2 separate regions of the Mus musculus genome follow, and region 1 is linked to region 2. The links are chromatin loops, found by intact Hi-C in ENCODE. Cell type or tissue: heart. All regions are shown on one strand. Each heading gives the region's core, and the rest is flanking DNA. Links, peaks and the distances in the headings are about the cores only. Region 1 holds the start of Cnbp (cellular nucleic acid binding protein). Region 2 holds the start of Hmces (5-hydroxymethylcytosine (hmC) binding, ES cell specific).

Region 1 (8,333 bases), core at 134-8,133, 63 kb after region 2:
AGTAAATTTTTGTACCAATTGATTTACTTTCTTTTGCAGTGCCATAATCATTGAAACTGGAAGGAGGCCCTTCCATGACCAGTAGCTAAACACATGTGGTATACCCAACTGAGGAATATCAGCAATAAAAAGAATGGATTATTGATCTACAGTGATTTGGAATGGATTTACAGACAACTATAATGGGAGAAAAAAAAGATAATCTCCAATGGCTACATGTCTGACTCCATTTACATAACTTTTTAATTTCCTTCTCTTTTTTTTCCTCCTCCACCTCCTCCTTCTAGAGGACAAAGTCTCTCTATATAGTACTGGCTGTCCTAGAACTCACTCTGTAGACAAGGCTGGCCTTGAACTCACAGAGATCTTCCTGCCTCTGACTCAAAGGTTCCTGGCTTATATAACATTTTTTTTAAAGATTTATTTATTTATTATATGTAAGGGCACTGTAGCTGTCTTCAGACACTCCAGAAGAGGGAGTCAGATCTCGTTACGGATGGTTGTGAGCCACCATGTGGTTGCTGGGATTTGAACTCCTGACCTTCGGAAGAGCAGCCGGGTGCTCTTACCCACTGAGCCATCTCACCAGCCCTTATATAACATTTTTAAGAACACAGTTTTTAGGAATGGAGCTGAGTGGATGGTGAGAACTTACAAAAGTTTTGTGAAAACTCATGAAAATCATAAAAATGCCTGGCATAGCTGGGCATAGTGATGCCTATCTGTGATCCCAGCATCCAGGGAGGCAGAGGCTAGAGATTCAGGTGTTCAGGTCATTTGGGTTCTGTAGCAAGTTTGGGCCCACCCTGGGCTATAGGAAATTTTGTCTCAAAACAAAAACACCACCTGGGGGTGGTAGCACACTCCTTTAATCCCAGAATTTAGGAGGCAGGGGCAGGTTCTAACCCAGTCTGGTCCTGGTGAGTTCCAGGCTAGCCAGGGCTACAATGTGAGATCCTGAATCAAAAACAACATAATAAAATATTAAATAAATAAAGATCCAAAACAGTTGGTGATGGTGGCACATGCTGACGGGTGATACTGAAGAGATGGAGGTGGGAGGAGAACGGGCTCAAGCCCTGCCCGGGCTCCTCCTTTGCCTGTACTGATGGAGGAAGAGGTGGATCTCTGTGCAGTTCAAGGTCAGACTGGTCTACATAGTGAATTCCAGGCGAGGCAAATAAACCAACAAACCAACAAGTAGACCAAACCAATCTAGAATCAGCATTCAATTGGTAGTAGCATATGACAGAATGATCCTGTTTACTTTATGCCTGACATTCTATGAAAGCTTTATATTCATAATTTTAATGCTTAGTCATCTACCTATCATTGATTCCTTTTTTAGTTTAGTTTTTCTTTGATATTTAAAAATTTTTTGTTTGTTTGTTTGTTTTTCAAGACAGGGTTTCTCTGTGTAGCCCTGGCTGTCCTGGAACTTACTTTGTAGACTAGGCTGGCCTCAAACTCAGAAATCCGCCTGCCTCTGCCTCCCGAGTGCTGGGATTAAAGGCGTGTGCCACCACGCCCGGCTCAACTGTAATTGTGTGTGTGTGTGTGTGTGTGTGTGTGTGTGTGCGCGTGCGCGCGTGTGACTTTGTGGGAACGTGTACATGTGAGTGTGCACTAGGGAAAGGGTATGGGATCCCCGTGCTGGAGTCACAAGTAATCTGGGGTCAGGACCTTTGTCCTCTGCAAAAGCCTGCTCTTAATCACCAAGCCATCTTCTTGCCTGGTGTTTTGTTTCTGAGACAGCATCTCACATTTTAGACCTACTCGGGACTCACTCTGTAGGTCTGCTGTCCTTGAGTTGCTTGAGTTCTTCCGATCTTGGTCTTGATCCCTAGGATTACAGGTGTGCTCTACCACACCCAGCCTGCTTTTTTCAGGATTTAGTCTAGTCCCTTTCTGCTTTGGAGGCGTACATGGGTGGAAACATCAGTCTGTTCTCCTCTTCCTTAGCCACATACTTTCCAAGTAAAGTCACAGCAGTGTCCCTGCTGGCACAGAAAACATAAAGGAAAAGACCTATGTATCATCCTAGTCTGACAGCAGAATCTAAGGCATGTGCTATGCAGCTGGGCACTGAATGGGAAATGGAGAGTTGGCAAGTGTAGCTGCTCTACTGTGACCTGTTTTAAGGACTGAATCCTGCTGAGTCATAGCGCTGGTCCTCTCTTCAACATTCAGTACTTTCTTATGGCCCCTGCTAACCGGCAAGTTCTTCAAGAGCAAGGTCTAGAGGATAACTGAATACCTTTGTAACCCAGGTGACACTACGCACAATGCCTAACATTGAACAGGCATGGAGGATGGGTAAAACACATCCCAAGGGCAGAGACTAGAGCAGGAGTCTATTTCTTCAGCATCATTGACAGCTTAACTTAAAAAAATATACTTTATTTATATATTTTTGTATGTATACGCTTGTGTATATTTGGAAATGTGCTATCCCATGTGTATAGAGGTCAGAGGACAAGTTGGGGGCGGAGGAGCATCCATTCTTTCCTTCTCACATCTGGGTTCAGAGATCAAGCCCAGGCTGTGAAACCAGGCAGTGACAATGTTACTTGGTGAACCGTCTTGGTTGACCCACAGCTCAGCTTTTGGTAAAGCTGTTTTGTTTTGTTTTGTTTTTCTGCCTTATTTTTAAACATTTTGTGTGAAATGGGTGGACATATTCAGTAACTACAAGTTAACTTCCATTATAGATCTCCTTGCCAACTATCACAGTGCCTCATGGCCAGTCTGGTTCCATGAATAGTGATAATTAGAGAATGTTGGGCGCCAAGTGAAGAGTCATCAGTTGTCACACCACCACGCCCAGTTTCAAAGCAATTTTTAATATAAGAAACATTCCATCCCTGGGCCTAAAAGAAAGATCAAACAGTTTATGTGTGATTGTGCTTAAAATGGTAAATTAGGAACAAGTCAAAAAATTATTAATTTAGACTGGTATGATGTCATGCACCTTTAATTCTAGTAGAAAGAGGTAAAGGCAGGCAGATATCTTTGAGTTCGAGGCCAGGCAAGACTACATAGTGAGATCCTGTCTTAAAAGCAAAAAGCAGTTTAGGGTTCTCGTGTTTTGAAGCAGTAGGGGCTTCATATATAGCTTTGCCTTATACATACTCACTGCTAGAATTTATGAAGATGCTGCTTGTCTGCAGTTGCTTTATCTGCAACGCTCTGTGAGTTCAAGATCAGCATGGTCTATGAGTAGTGAGTTGCAGGATGGCCAGGGCCATGTAGAGACCCTGCCTCAAACAACGAGAACAACAACAAAGATTTATGTGTATGTGGCTGGGTATATTTATGTGCACCTCCTAAGTTAGAGGACATTAGATCCTCTGGACCTGGAGTTATATGTAGTTGTTAGTAGGATATAGGTGTTGGGAACTGAATTCTGGTTCTCTTCAATAGCAGCATGTGTTGTTGCTGGTGTTTTTTTTTTTTTTTTGTTTTTTGTTTTTGTTTTTTTTTGCTTATTTTGAGACTGGGTCTGACTATGGTTGAACATTTTGTTCTTCTGTTGAAATGGAATCTAGAGTCTTGTGCGAGACAAATGCTCTTCTAAACCATATCTACAGCCCAAAGGTCTTACTATGTAGCTATGGCTGACCTGGGACTTGTTATGTAGATTAGATGAACTTGGACTGACAAGAGATCCTACTGCCTCTACTTCTCAAGTGCAAGCGACTAAAGGTATGCACCACCACGCCTGGCTGCTCTCAACTTCTAAGTCATTTCTGCAGGCCCATGTGTAAGTTTAAAGAGTAAGTCGCTAGCGGAAACTAAAATCTAGACAAATTTTAGTACTTTTTAGAACTCAAGAGACTTGAGATTTCCAGATTCTTCATGTTTGTATTAAAAAAATCATTAAAACGGGACAGAGTTCTAGAATGCTTTAGTTTATATAGAAATTGTCTTCAGGGTGTGTGGTAACGCTAGGGAATCAAACCCAGGACTTACAGGAAAAATTTATCTTCTGCTTTGAGGACCTATGACTACACACACAATCTATTTTGGAGACACCATGAAATGCAAACGACGGTCACTCCTGAATGGGGCAGCCCAGGCAATAACTTTCTTGGCCTCCTCTCATCCACAAATCCTAGGGATGTCATTCATTATGGGTCACAAGAAGTGTTGTGACACAAATCACCTGTCACCATCTTCAACCTCATTAGGCATTTTCATTTGGGGCTATTGCAAGCCAGGGGCACTAGCAGCGCGCTGTCGGTTTATACCCAGGAAACACAAAACCCAAACGCATCTCATGGACCGTAACGGTAGCCACAGCCGCTTCTATGATCAGGCCACTAAGACCTTCCCCCAAACCTAAGTGTGTGTGTATTGGAACCTGGTCTGCTTCTGAGCCCCACCAGGCTTAGGGGAGGCCGGGCAGGGGGAGATTGGCTCCCGCAAGCTGCGACCACTGCCCGGATCAGCCCCGTAGGCTGGAGAGAACCAGCAAAGGTTCGAGGGACGAACTGCTAGTAGGAAAGCAGCGAACCACTCATCGTAGACACGGAACCCAGGTACGGGCGGGAAGGCCGCGAGCGCTGCGGGCCGGAAGAGGCTGGGCGTGGAGCAGTCCGCCCCGCCCCTGCCGCCCTCGCGCGAGGCCGCGCTCCCAGCGGGCGATTCTGATTGGCTGGCCTGGCTTCCTGCGCTGATTGGATCCGTGGGCGAGGCGGAGGAGAGCCGTGCGCAGCGGCGTGTGTGGGGCCGTGTGCAGACCCGCGTGTGGCGCAGGCAAGGACCCTGAAAATAAACAGCCGCTGCTTTGCGAGTCGCCTTCTTGGTTCTTCGTCCGAGTCTCCTCCGCTGTGGGCAGCTCAGACGCCGAAGGTGAGAGGCGAGGGTGTAGCCTGCGCAACGGAGGTGGCGGGGTTGGTGCGGCCGAGACGGACGGAGGGCCGGAACTGCGAGGCGCGATGGCGGCCGCACCTCGGCCTGCGCCCTGCTGCGTCAGGCGCGGGGCTCGGCCCGAGCGGCGTCTCGGCTCCAGTTTCTGGCCCGCCGTACTGTGGCGGGCGTCCTGTCCGTCCTGCGGCGCTGGCACTAGGGCTGGAGCGTGGGGCCCTCTCTTGGCCCCGAGGGCCACGCAGGCCTCATCCGTGTGGCGACGAGGCCCGGCGCCCTTGGGGCCGAGGCGAGGAGAGTCGCGCGCGGGCCTAGCGCCGAGGGCCAGTGTGGCGGGAACTCCTGGAACGGGGCGGTGTGGCGGGGGCGAGAGCCTGGTCGAGGTGGAGGTCCCCAGGCCGAGCGCCCGGTGGAGGCCTGGCGGGCCATGTGCCAGCGGCTGCGGGGCCTCAGGACCTGGCCTGTGACGAAGCCCGCGCACGCCGCTGTAAGGCTTGGGAGTCTGGATTCGGTTCTCTGTACTGGCGACCTTTATTCAAACTCCTGATTTCTTGTAGTTCGTATTCTTAAGCAGCTTATTCGACATCGTTAGTCAAAAGAAACCACCTTTCCCTGGATCGATGAGAGTCAAGTCTTAGGTCCCTCACCCCCCCCCCCCCTTTTTTTTTTTAATGGAGCGGGAACCGGGTGGATAGGACCCGTAGGTTGTCAGGCCTTTAAGGCCATCAGGGTGGCAGAAGTCCTTGCCAATATTTCTCGGATTAAATGGATATAAATTACAAGAAAGCCTCGGAAGTAGAGTTGGCAAAGATCAATCTAGATTTTTCATTACCGTGAAAACCTGTTTTAGGACGGTTTAATCGTTCTCACTTGGGTTTAGGTGTTGATTTTATAGGTGAAGCCTTTTGCCTGTTGCCACATGTCAAGCACATGGCCTCGGCCACCAGGCACTTTCAGAGGAAGTGACTACATCTGGGGTGGGGGTGGGGGTCTTGGAAAAGGAGACATTGCACAGCAATCGGCTGGTTAGGTTTTTGCAATATTCTTGAAGACACAAAATAGACAAGAAACCACGACACTCAATCTGACTGCATTAAAGTAAAAGGGAATTAAGTTATATCCCCAATTTACCCCCAGATGTAGTTTTATGTGATAAAAATTACCATTTCCTGTTGCTTGACCCAATTCTGGAGAGACTTATGACAATGGATTAATTTTAAATTTGCAAATTTGTTAGCCATTTGCTCCTAGTATATATTGAATTTAAGATTTTGAAAGTTTTAAAAAAAGATACATAAACTGTGATCCTTATCACTTTATTCTTTAAGTCTGAAAAACTGAAAGTTACTTTGGTTAAAATTCAAGCTTATCAAATTGTAACCCGCATAGTCCTAGGTGCTTTTTTTTTTCTTTTAAAGCTTAAGTTTGCTGCTTGTCTACAAGGAACTCTTTGTATGCTGGACTATAAAAGGAATAATTTATTGGAATCCCAAGGGCTGAATTAAGGGCTTAATTTTTCCCTCAAATTACAACTCGTAACAAGTTTTTAAAACTCTTAACAGTACGATATCTGGCTATTTACCTCCTACTTCACATTAGGAAATTATTGTATTTGGATTATTTTCATATTAATACCAAGAGGTAAATTATTTCAAAGAGATGTGCAGTTTGTAAAATGTTTTAAGCCAAGTCAGCTGAAGACCAAGGGCTTATATTCTGGCAGTTGAACAACTGCAAATGTTAAGATTTTGTAATGATGTATGGCTTTTTACCTTTTAGACCTAAAAACATATAGTGAATAAGGCACTGCTGGAGTGATTGTTAGGTGAATGCATTTCCAGAGAGATTTTGCCTCCCTCTACTCCCTCCTGACAGTAAGTTGAGAACCAGAGTACTAACACCAAGCAAGGCACCCTGGCTGACTATGTGGAGAATGCTCTTTTCCACACTGCCTCACTTAATAGGGCTCTTGTTTTGGCACTGTCTAACTTCAGGTTGCTAAATACTTGGGATAATAAAGTGAACTTATGGCCTCATGCAAATAGGAAGGCTTTGCACATTATGAATACAAGCCAGGTGTGGTGATAAAGGCCTATTCCATCCCAGTACTTGGGGAGGATGGACAGGATTGCAAATACATTTGAAGCCTGCCTAGGCTACAGAATAAACTTGTTTTAAAAGGGCAGGAAAATCCAGGAGTGGTGACACACTCATTTAATACCAGAACTGAGGCCCATCTCTTAAATTTGAGGACTGCCTCCTATGTCCAAACCCAGAACACTCCTTTTCACTGCTGTTAGACAACAGATGTGTGTTCTCTTCCTCTTGCTAGTATCTTAGCAGTATAAAAAGATCCCAGAATCATGGTTAAGTTCAGGTTAGCCAGTTAACTTGGCTACCCATTTGTTATATCACCTCAAAGATACAGGGCCCTCACCACCAACTATGATGTGTGTTGAGCTAACTTTACTATTTCATCTGGCCTTCTTAACACAGTGATTTATATCCATTTTTATCCTCTAGACCCTTAAGTTCTATTTCCCAAGCAAAGGGTTATCCTTGCCTTATCACAGTTGTTATACTGAGACCACAGGGCAGTTCTTGCCCTCTGAACATACATCTATGCTCCAATAAATTGGCATGGCACCACAATACCACACTCTGTTGTTGTAACAAACTAGATATAATAAAAAGCAAGATACAGTCTGTTACCTGATTCTGGCCACCATGATGAAAAATAAGAGTACCAACCATAAGAAAACTGTTTTACCCTATAATTCACTACTCTGACCTTGGTTAATTTTATCTGTATCTGCATGTCCTGACTACCTGTGCAAAGGCTTAATAGCTGAGTATCTACTATGTCAGCCATAATTACATAGTCTACTATCTTAACCACTCTTCAAGTTATGTATCCTTATTCCCTTTTAACAAGGAAACAGGGTGGCTGGGTTTGGTGGCACATTCATTTAACCCCAGCACTAGGGAGGCAGAGGCAGGCTGAATTCAAGGCCAACCTGGTCTAGACTTCCAAGACAGAGTGCTACAAAGAGAATCCTGTCTCGGAAAAAAAAAAAAAACAATAATAAACAGAACAACAACAAATCTGAGAACAAGTGACTTACCTATTAAAGCCATACAGGTAGAACCTCGTACTGACAAGATGTCAACAGTTTGCCTCTAAATTCACTAAGGCTAGCTAAGTGATAAAGGAGAATACACACATACATGCTGCTTCTTATATGTAATTTAAACCTCAATGCAGAAAGTATCTATTCGTTTAGATAAACCAAATAAAAACTACAATAGGTGAGACACTGGAATCATTTTTAATTTATTTCTTCTACCTTCCCCAACTCTTTTTGGAATAGAGTCATATGCAGCCTATGTTGCACCTGCCACTGAGCCCGATAATACTGCCTTTTACATTTTCTTTCTTTTAAGGTTGTGTGTGTGTCTGTGTC
Region 2 (8,333 bases), core at 222-8,221:
CAAGTTGACCTTGAACTCACAGATCTGTTGGCCTCTGCCTTTCAAGTGCTGGGATTAAAGGTGTGTGTTACTACATTAGGCCAACTGTTTTGTTTTAAAAACTGTCTTAGTTACTTTTCAATTGCTGTGATAAGACATCATGGCCCAAACAATTTGAAGAAACGGTGTTACTGGAGGCTTACAGTTCCAGAGAGTGACCATCATGGTGGGGAGCAAGGCAGCAGACAGGCAGGCAGGGTGCTAGAATAGTAGCTGAGAGCTTATTATATTTTGAGGTACAATCACCAGTCAGAGAAAGCAAGAGAGCAAACTGGGAGTATCATGGGCTTTTGAAAGCCCACTCCCCAGTGACATACCTCCTCCAACAATGCCACACCTCCTAATCCTTCTCACACAGTTTAACCAACTGGGGACCAAGTATTATGAGCCTATGGGAGCCATTGTCATTCAAACCACCATAACCAATAAGTTTCAGAATTGCTAATCTAAACATAGCAATAAACAGAACAGGACCCAACATTAACAACTAGGAATATCCTGACTGGGTGGTGATGGTACACACCTGTAATCCCAGCACTTGGGAGGTAGAGGCAGACAGATCTCTGAGTTTGAGGCCAGCCTGGTCTACAGAGTAAGTTCCAGGACAGCTAGGGCTACACAGAGAAACTCTGTCTTGAGAAAACAAAACAAAAACAGCAAACTGAAAATATCCTTTGGAATATATTTCTCAGATATACAAAATACTTAGTAGTATTAGAAAGAAGTGCCTTTTCCCTATACACGCTGCCTACCTTGAATGACTGCTTCTCCATTATGGTATCACTACGACAGTTGGTAGTGTTGAACTGCAGCTTAGAAGGATCACTTTCTTTGAACCAAGATGGGACTAAGCCCCATCGCATGGGAATAATTATCCGATCTGATGAGTCTGCATCCTGCCATAGAAAAAAGATCAAGATTTAGCACCTGGATTTGTGGTATACACTTGTAATAATCCTAGCATTCAAAAGGCTGAGGCAGGAGAATTCCTGCTACTTTTAAGGTGACTTTGGGCTACACAGAAAGTCCAGGCAAGTCTAGACTGTACAGTGGTTAGGCATACTTACTGCTTTTGGAGAGGACCTGAGTTACGTTCTTAGAACCTATGTCTGGCAGCTACAACTACACCTACCTCTTCCCACTGGCAGACACCCAACAGATCACACACATAAATTTAAAAATAAGAAAGGTTGAGCAAGACACAAAAATATAATTAAACAGACTCAGGTACGGCAGGAAAACCATAAATTACTATATACAAACAATACAAGGTTATTTAGAGGGGAAAAGCTAGCTGGGCATGGTAGTACATGCTTTTAATTTTAATCCTAACATCTAGGAGGCAGGTGGATCTCTGTGAATTCAAGGCCAGCCTGCCTCAAAAACTGAGAGAGAAAGGGGTGGGTGGGGGTGGGGAAATGTCGACCAAGAGTGGTGGGTGGAAAACACTTGTGATCCCAATACTTGGGAGATGATACAGGTGTGTTGTGAATTCCAAGTTAACCAGATTTACTGTCTGAAGTAGGTCATAGGCCCAAGGAATGATACTATTAGTCATCTTTTCTGATAAATGGATTCAGTGTCAAGCTAAATATTTACACACATACCCAGAGTTCAGTGCTGTTCTCCGCACTGGTCAGAGAAACTCCTGACTGTAGAGGGTGATGATTACTGCAGAGACTCACAGCTGAGCAAAGTACTGGGGAGAATGACTTAAGTGTTCAGCTCTAAGTGGACACCTATATCATCCCTGTAAGGAACAGAAAGTGTTGTGGAAGAGAGAATAAAAAGAAGGTAACCTGTCAGAAAAGGAAAGGGGAAGAAAGTAGAAGGGTGAAGAAGAGAGGGCTGAGAAGTAATGGGTGAGTTAGAGGGATCACAATACACAGATTCATGTATGAAATTGTCATCAATTAAATAAAATGATATACAAGTGGAAGGACTAAGCTGGGCATAGTGCTACACACCTTTAATCCCAGCAATTTGAGAGACAGGTAAATCCTTGCCTTCAAAGACAGTCTGATCTACAAGGAGAGTTCTAGGACAGCCAGGGACACACAGAGAAGCCCTGTCTGGAAACACAAAACAAAACACAACAAAAAAGGTGGAATGACTAGATGTACTGTGAAACTGTCTTCCAGAAATGGCACAGCTGCTGTCCCCAAGGACCCAAAAGCAGCATTGAATACTTGCACAGGACCTACTCAAGAATGGGCCATCAACACTCAGCCTTCCACCGTGGTTAGGAGAGAGCTCATGAAGCCCTAGCCCTCCCTGAGAAGCTATGGGCAGGTAAGATTGTGTGTGTGTGTGGGGGGGGCGGGCTCAAAGGTGCCTTCTTCTGGCCTCCACAGGCACTGTACATGTGTACATGTGGTACACAGACATTCATTCAGCAAAACATCTATGCACATAAAAAAAATATAAAATACTTTTAAATGTCAGTGACGTTTTGGTTGACAGTTCTACTGGTCACCTCTGAGTGTTTTCATCACTGCACAGAGCAACCCCAAACACGAGGGCAATGCATACAAAGTGGCCGAGAACCCGAGATACTGAAAGTATTGCTCAGTATTAGTCATCTTTTCCTCTACAGGTCTGACTCTGGAGTTAGAACAGCTGGTGGCACTGTGGTAGATGGAAAGAAAAAAAAGAGGAAGTACTTTGCAAATCAGTGGTTTCAGATACAAATATTGCTACCTATTCATATATGCTGGCAGTTGAACGGCTGAAATGTTCCTAATTTTATTTTAGAATTTGTAGATTTGAAAAAAAAAATGTATCAAATATTTACCAGATTAAGAAACCCTAGCAATCTAAACAAATCGTATTATAGATGTGCAGTCAAACATTACACGGGCAAACTCAAATGACCCAAAGGAGGGGCTATGTTTGCTAGGGACTCCACCTTCCCATTTCTGCTCCCCAAGATCCATCCACTGAACTAGGGACCCTGGTCTGTTCAGCAGTTAAGGCTACTTGCTGCACTTGCAGAGGACCTGGGTTCAATTGCAAGCACTCACATGGTAGTCTTTGGTAACTTCAGTTCCAGGGGATCTGAAGCTCTGACTTCCAAGGGCACTAGGTACACGCCTGATGCACATCCATACATACAGCAGGTAAAACATTAATACACATAAATAAATTGTTAAATTTTAAAAAAATCAAAAATATTTTATGTGTGCTAAGACTGACCCCAAGGCTATGAGTATATGACATATGTTCTGTATCTCCGAGTAATATCACTAGCCCCAGACACACTGATTTTTTCTTTACATCTATTCGTGTGTATGTGTCTACTCTCTTGCGTGAATGCCACAGACTGGGAGTGGAATCAGAAGGCAGCTTGCAAGAGCTGGTTCTCTCCTAACAGGCAGCAAGTGTTCTCACCCACTGAGCCAGGCTGCAAGCTCTGTAAGCTCCACAAATCAGTTTTTTGAGACACAGTTTTACTATGCAGCCTTGACTAGCCTCCAACTCAGAGATCTGCCTTCCTCCGGCCTCCTAAGTGCTGGGATGAAAGGTGTGTGACACCACACTTGGGTTTTTGCTTTTTTGTTTTTAATATAAGGACAGATGACGCTGATAAATCAGTAATACTTGAAAAATGCGATCTTAAAAAAAAAAAGAGAGAGAGAGAGAGAGAGAGTCAAGCGTGTCAGAGTGTACACACCTGTAATACAGGATTCTGGAGACAGGCAGATTTGCTGAAAATCTGAGGTCAGCTGGGCCTCTATAGGGAGTTCCAGGACCGCCAGGGCTACATTCATAGTTAAGACTCTGTCTCAAAAGAATTCTTAAATGTATTCAGATATGAGGTTCACATAATTTGGGCATACATTCAAACAGTTTAACTGACCCTGAAGAATGCTGACTTATTTCTTGCAGAGACCCAGAGGGATTAGGGCCTTAATGTATCTGTAAAGGCTGCTTTTCGGGTCATTCCGGAGGCTGGGCAGATGGCGGCACATGGGTCACGAGTCAGATGGCCACGGCGATGCTGGCCCAGAAGCTCCGATGGTGCTGACACACTCCTTACCTTCTCAAAGTGCAGTCTGGAGAGCAGCACGGGGCTGCTGGACTGCGGGCTCTTGTTGTAGGAGGGGCAGTACTTGTCGGGGTCCCTCCACTGCGGGAGCCGCCGCCGGCCCTGCCGATCCTGATAGGCGCAGGCCCTGGTGAGAACCTCTCTGGGCAAGTGACAGGACGTTCGCCCGCACATACTTCAGCGCTGCCGCTCAGACCTAGAGAAAGTCACAAAACCCTAAGGTTCTCCTCCCTAGGTCACGCCAATCTCCCCGCGAAGCCACATCTTCCGCGGAGGCTCCGTTAGGTCAGCCAGTCCCGGCCACTGCGGGGCCCACAGTCCCCAAGCAGGCCCTCGGGTGGCGGGCGAGAAAGAAAGCCGCTCCTCCCAGGTTGTTTCCCACGGACGCAGCAGGGAAAGGTGAGAGCGCTCGGCTTTGACGCCAGCGACACTCGCGGGCCGCGGCCACCGCACTACCGCCCCGCGGGGACACGCTCAGGTCCCGGGCGGGGCCTTGTCGGCGCCAAGGCTCCAGCTCGGAACGTGGGCGGTCCTCGCCTGCCCGCCCGCCGGCGTCCCCTCCGCCGGGTCCTCTCTTCCGCCCGCTAGCTTCTCCTCAGCGCGGCCCTCCTCCCGCCCGCCCGTCCGTCCTCATCCCCTCAACGAGGCCCTCCCCACGCGCCCGCGTCCTCTCACCGCCCGAGGGTCTAGTCCACCCTTCCTCGCAGCTAGCGTCCGCCTAAGAGACGCCCGTCCCGCTCCTCGGTAACCCCGCCCCGCCCCCGACGTGACGTCGCGCCGTCGGGGTTCCCTCCCCACAGGTGGGGGTGTGGCTAGGTGAAGCAAGACAAAATGCACTGACCTGAGACAGGCACCCCAGGAGGCCTCAGGGTCCCCCTTCCCAGGCCGGAATCTGAAGCCAGAAAACCTGTGCTGCCCACCCTCAATGTGTAAGGCCATCCGAATTGAGACTCTCTAGCTATTCCCACAAACCCCTAAGGGTCAGGAAGCCCCACCTGGTTTCCTTTTTAACATTTGTGTGTGGGGTGTGTGCAAGCCTTTAAATAAAACTAGAGTAAGCTGTAATCTTCACAAAAGGAGGCTGACACCAATTTCTTTAATGAAGTTTATTTGAATGGAATGGCTTCCAGGCTATGACCAGGCCTGGGAGTAGAAGGGGAGGGTATTAGGCAGGAAGAATACAGTCAGGAAGGGCTAAGCAGGATGTGGCCTTGAAGGTCAGGCTTTCCTTTAAAGCCTGGAGAGGCCTTCATAAAGGGATGGAATGAGGCAGAGAGGCCAGGCAAGAGCAACTGCTCAGTCCCCAGGAGAGGGATGGAAGGTGGGGGACAGAGGGATGTCTTTAGGGAGCAGCCTTCAGGTCACCTACTTGAGAAAACCCCCCAAATGAGAAATCTCTTTATAACCTGTTAGGAAGTTTCACACCACGTTACTTAGTTCACCACTGCATGCCTGACCAAGTACATGGTGGAGCCAGGACCAGTCATGAAATAGGCCATAGCTAAAACAGCTTAACGATGCTCAAGTGTAGCCTGATGTCTTCATGTTATGGGATTCGGCTTAAAGGTGCAGGCCTCTGTTCTAATGTGTACATGTGCATGTGCATACAGTATACAGGTGTGCATGAGGTTAGGCGGCAACTATTGCAAAATGGTCCTCTCCTTCTACCAAGTGGGTAGTCCGTCCTGATAGGTACCTTTACCTGCTGAGCCATCTGAGTAGCCTCACAGGAGGTCCAGTTCTTCAAGTGTTTCCAACAGTTTAAACCACCTGATTTGAGTTTAAAGCCCAAGCCCTGAAGCATCCCCTAGGATTTCTTACTCCAGCCCAAAAGGAATGCAGATACTGTTTTTCCCACTCATAGACCCAGAGCAGATCATGACACCCTCTAAGGACCTTTGGACACCCATCCATCTACAGATGCCTGTAGATGAGTGGCTTACCAGACCTGCTAGCTGTTGTCATTCGGCTAGCCTTTAACCCCACCCTAAGCTTGGCACTGACAGTCCCGAGGGGCTATGCACACGCTCCATTTGGTGAAGGGAGGCCTCAGGGAGAAGTGGAGGCCCTGAGCACGAGCCTGCAGAAGCAGCAGTTATTCAAGAAATACATGCTGACTTATCATAGGGATGAGACGGTTTCTTTGAGTATAAATATTAAGAGAAAGTCTGAACATTTTATTCATTTGTCTCTCCTTGCAGGCATGGTGACAAAATCTACCCTAGCATTCCTGAATGATAGGATGGAATTAAAAAAAAAAATCTGTATTGACTCTTGATTGTTTCTTAACACAGTGGTCTGGGGAAGGGTTTCCACCGGCTTCACAGGGAAGAAGTGGCTTCGACGTAGTGTTGGACAAGATAGGAGTGGGGCTTAGGCCACCTCTAGCCCACGGATGCCAAGATGATATCTACTGGCAGCTCCTCTGAGCTTCTGGCTGTCACCTGCATCGTCACTGTGTCCAAAAGCAGAAGCCGAGAACGCACAAGGATGTCATGACCACCCCGGAATACTCCTGTAAGTGAGAGGAAGCAGAGTTTTGTGAGGCTGAAGGAGGCTGTGCTGAGAGTGACACATGATCAACACCCCCACCCCACCCCACTCCACCCCACCCCCACCGCACACACTGAGGCACAACTGGGAGGCCTGGACAACTCTCACTGCTTCCCTGAGCTCTGGAACCCTTAAGGACATAGTGCTGCAGTAACTATCAATCACTGCATACATCACTAACTATACATCACCTGAGCCTCCTGCCAGGCTCAAGTGAACGCTCGGGTATGTAAGGCTTATACCTCATATTAGAGGCTCACAGACAGTGGCTGAATCTGAGAGTGTGGATGAGGGGGCGAGCCCTATAAGAAAAAAACCACAAAGCAGTTGTCTGACAGACCCAGGGGACTGAGTTGCTTCATCAAGGCCAGAGTGCTCTGCTGAGCACTCACTGAAGCAGAACGCCTTCCCAACCATGTTTGTAAACACACCCAGCCCCCAACTCCCAAAATAACTATCCCCACCCACCCACACACACACAAAACCTATCCAAGGCTCGGTGTGTCTCAACAACAGACTGCTTGCTTTGCCTAGCCTTGCCTTGTCTGACCATCAGCCCTGCGGAGGGATAAAAGTCAGGTGTGGTGGGTTACTGAAGGCCGAGGCAAGAGAATTACAAGTTCAAGGAATTAGGGTTATACATGAAGATTGTGCTGCAGAAATCTGCCTAGCCTTAATCACTGAGTTTCATTCTCAGCTCCATTTCCACAAATGTCTAGGGCAATATAAGCTTTGGCCATTTTTGAGCTAAACACAGGATAGCAAGTATTTATATATGAATTACAAAATAAGTTGCATGAAAATACTCTAGGGAAGAGTGGGCGCAGGTGCTTCAAGAATTAAGCAGTAGTGTTCATTATATGTACCATTTAATTTTGTATGTGTTGGGAAATTTCCAAGATGAAATGTAGACAGCCATTTTTTTTAACTTATTTTTTAAAAACGTTTATGTAGGTGTTTTGCATGCATGTATGTCTGTGTTGTGGATGGCACTGGGGCTAATTGTATTTGATGTTAATTCTGTTCTCCTGTGAGTGGCTGTGAACAAGGAATGAGTCAGCACTCAGGTGATTTCCTGTAAACCTGCTTCCCACCTTAATTTATAAATAAAGGCTAGAGACGGTGATTGGGCAGAGAAAGAGGGGCAGGTGAAGCTGAAGGTTTTGATGGAAAAGAGAGGAAGAGGGGGAGGGGAGGGGAGAGGATGAGGAGGAGGATGGAGAAGTAAGGTAGAGCGGAAGCACCTGGCCTTGAGAAACTGCAAGTTACAAGGGGTTCCTTCTACGGGGAAGATGCTAGTGTAGTGGTAGATCTGCCCAAACTAGGCGCACAGCATGTATTCAAATGAACTGAGTTGTGTTTTCATTACCTGGGCTTATTAGGGTTGGAAATTTACTGCAACATGTCTGTGTGAAGGTGTTGGATCCAGGGGAATTGGAATTACAGACAGTTGTCAACTATGGGTACTGGGAATTTTGTTTTGCTTTGCTTAGGTTTTTCTGGAAACTGTCTCAATATGTAGCCCTTGGCTTTAACTTACACAAAAGTTCCTGTCTCTGTCTCTCAAATGCTGAAATTATGGAGTGAGTTACCAGGCCAGGCCCCACACCCACTCTTCTAATAAAGTAAACAAAAAACAACAACAAAATAACCCCAATAAAGTTGATACTTAGATAAAGGAACATCAGACAAG

What was found. Peaks named below come from ENCODE experiments on the same cell type or tissue, not always from the same donor. Only the 100,000 strongest peaks of a DNase experiment are listed, where the experiment ranks them.
Region 1: it touches region 2 in a loop (6-fold over the local background); 1 of 42 quality-filtered maps calls a loop at or near these places.

The regions. Positions count from the first base shown.
Region 1 is chr6:87,847,425-87,855,757 of GRCm38, reverse strand. It overlaps Cnbp (cellular nucleic acid binding protein), which reads left to right and starts at 4,652. Exons shown (of 5, transcript NM_001347325.1): 1 at 4,652-4,854. It overlaps Gm44064, which reads right to left and starts at 6,256. Exons shown (of 2, transcript XM_030255689.1): 1 at 6,251-6,256; 2 at 3,445-5,398. The coding sequence starts at 6,256. The coding sequence ends at 4,520. In heart, for the core only: a CTCF peak has its summit at 4,536; a DNase peak (open chromatin) is centred at 4,657; H3K4me3 peaks cover 3,668 bases; H3K27ac peaks cover 2,300 bases.
Region 2 is chr6:87,910,441-87,918,773 of GRCm38, reverse strand. It overlaps Copg1 (coatomer protein complex, subunit gamma 1), which reads right to left. Exons shown (of 24, transcript NM_017477.2): 24 at 5,179-6,602. The coding sequence ends at 6,472. It overlaps Hmces (5-hydroxymethylcytosine (hmC) binding, ES cell specific), which reads right to left and starts at 4,798. Exons shown (of 7, transcript NM_173737.2): 1 at 4,763-4,798; 2 at 4,079-4,283; 3 at 792-935. The coding sequence starts at 4,261. In heart, for the core only: no CTCF peak of the experiment used is centred there; DNase peaks (open chromatin) are centred at 4,263 and 4,733; H3K4me3 peaks cover 1,673 bases; H3K27ac peaks cover 1,351 bases.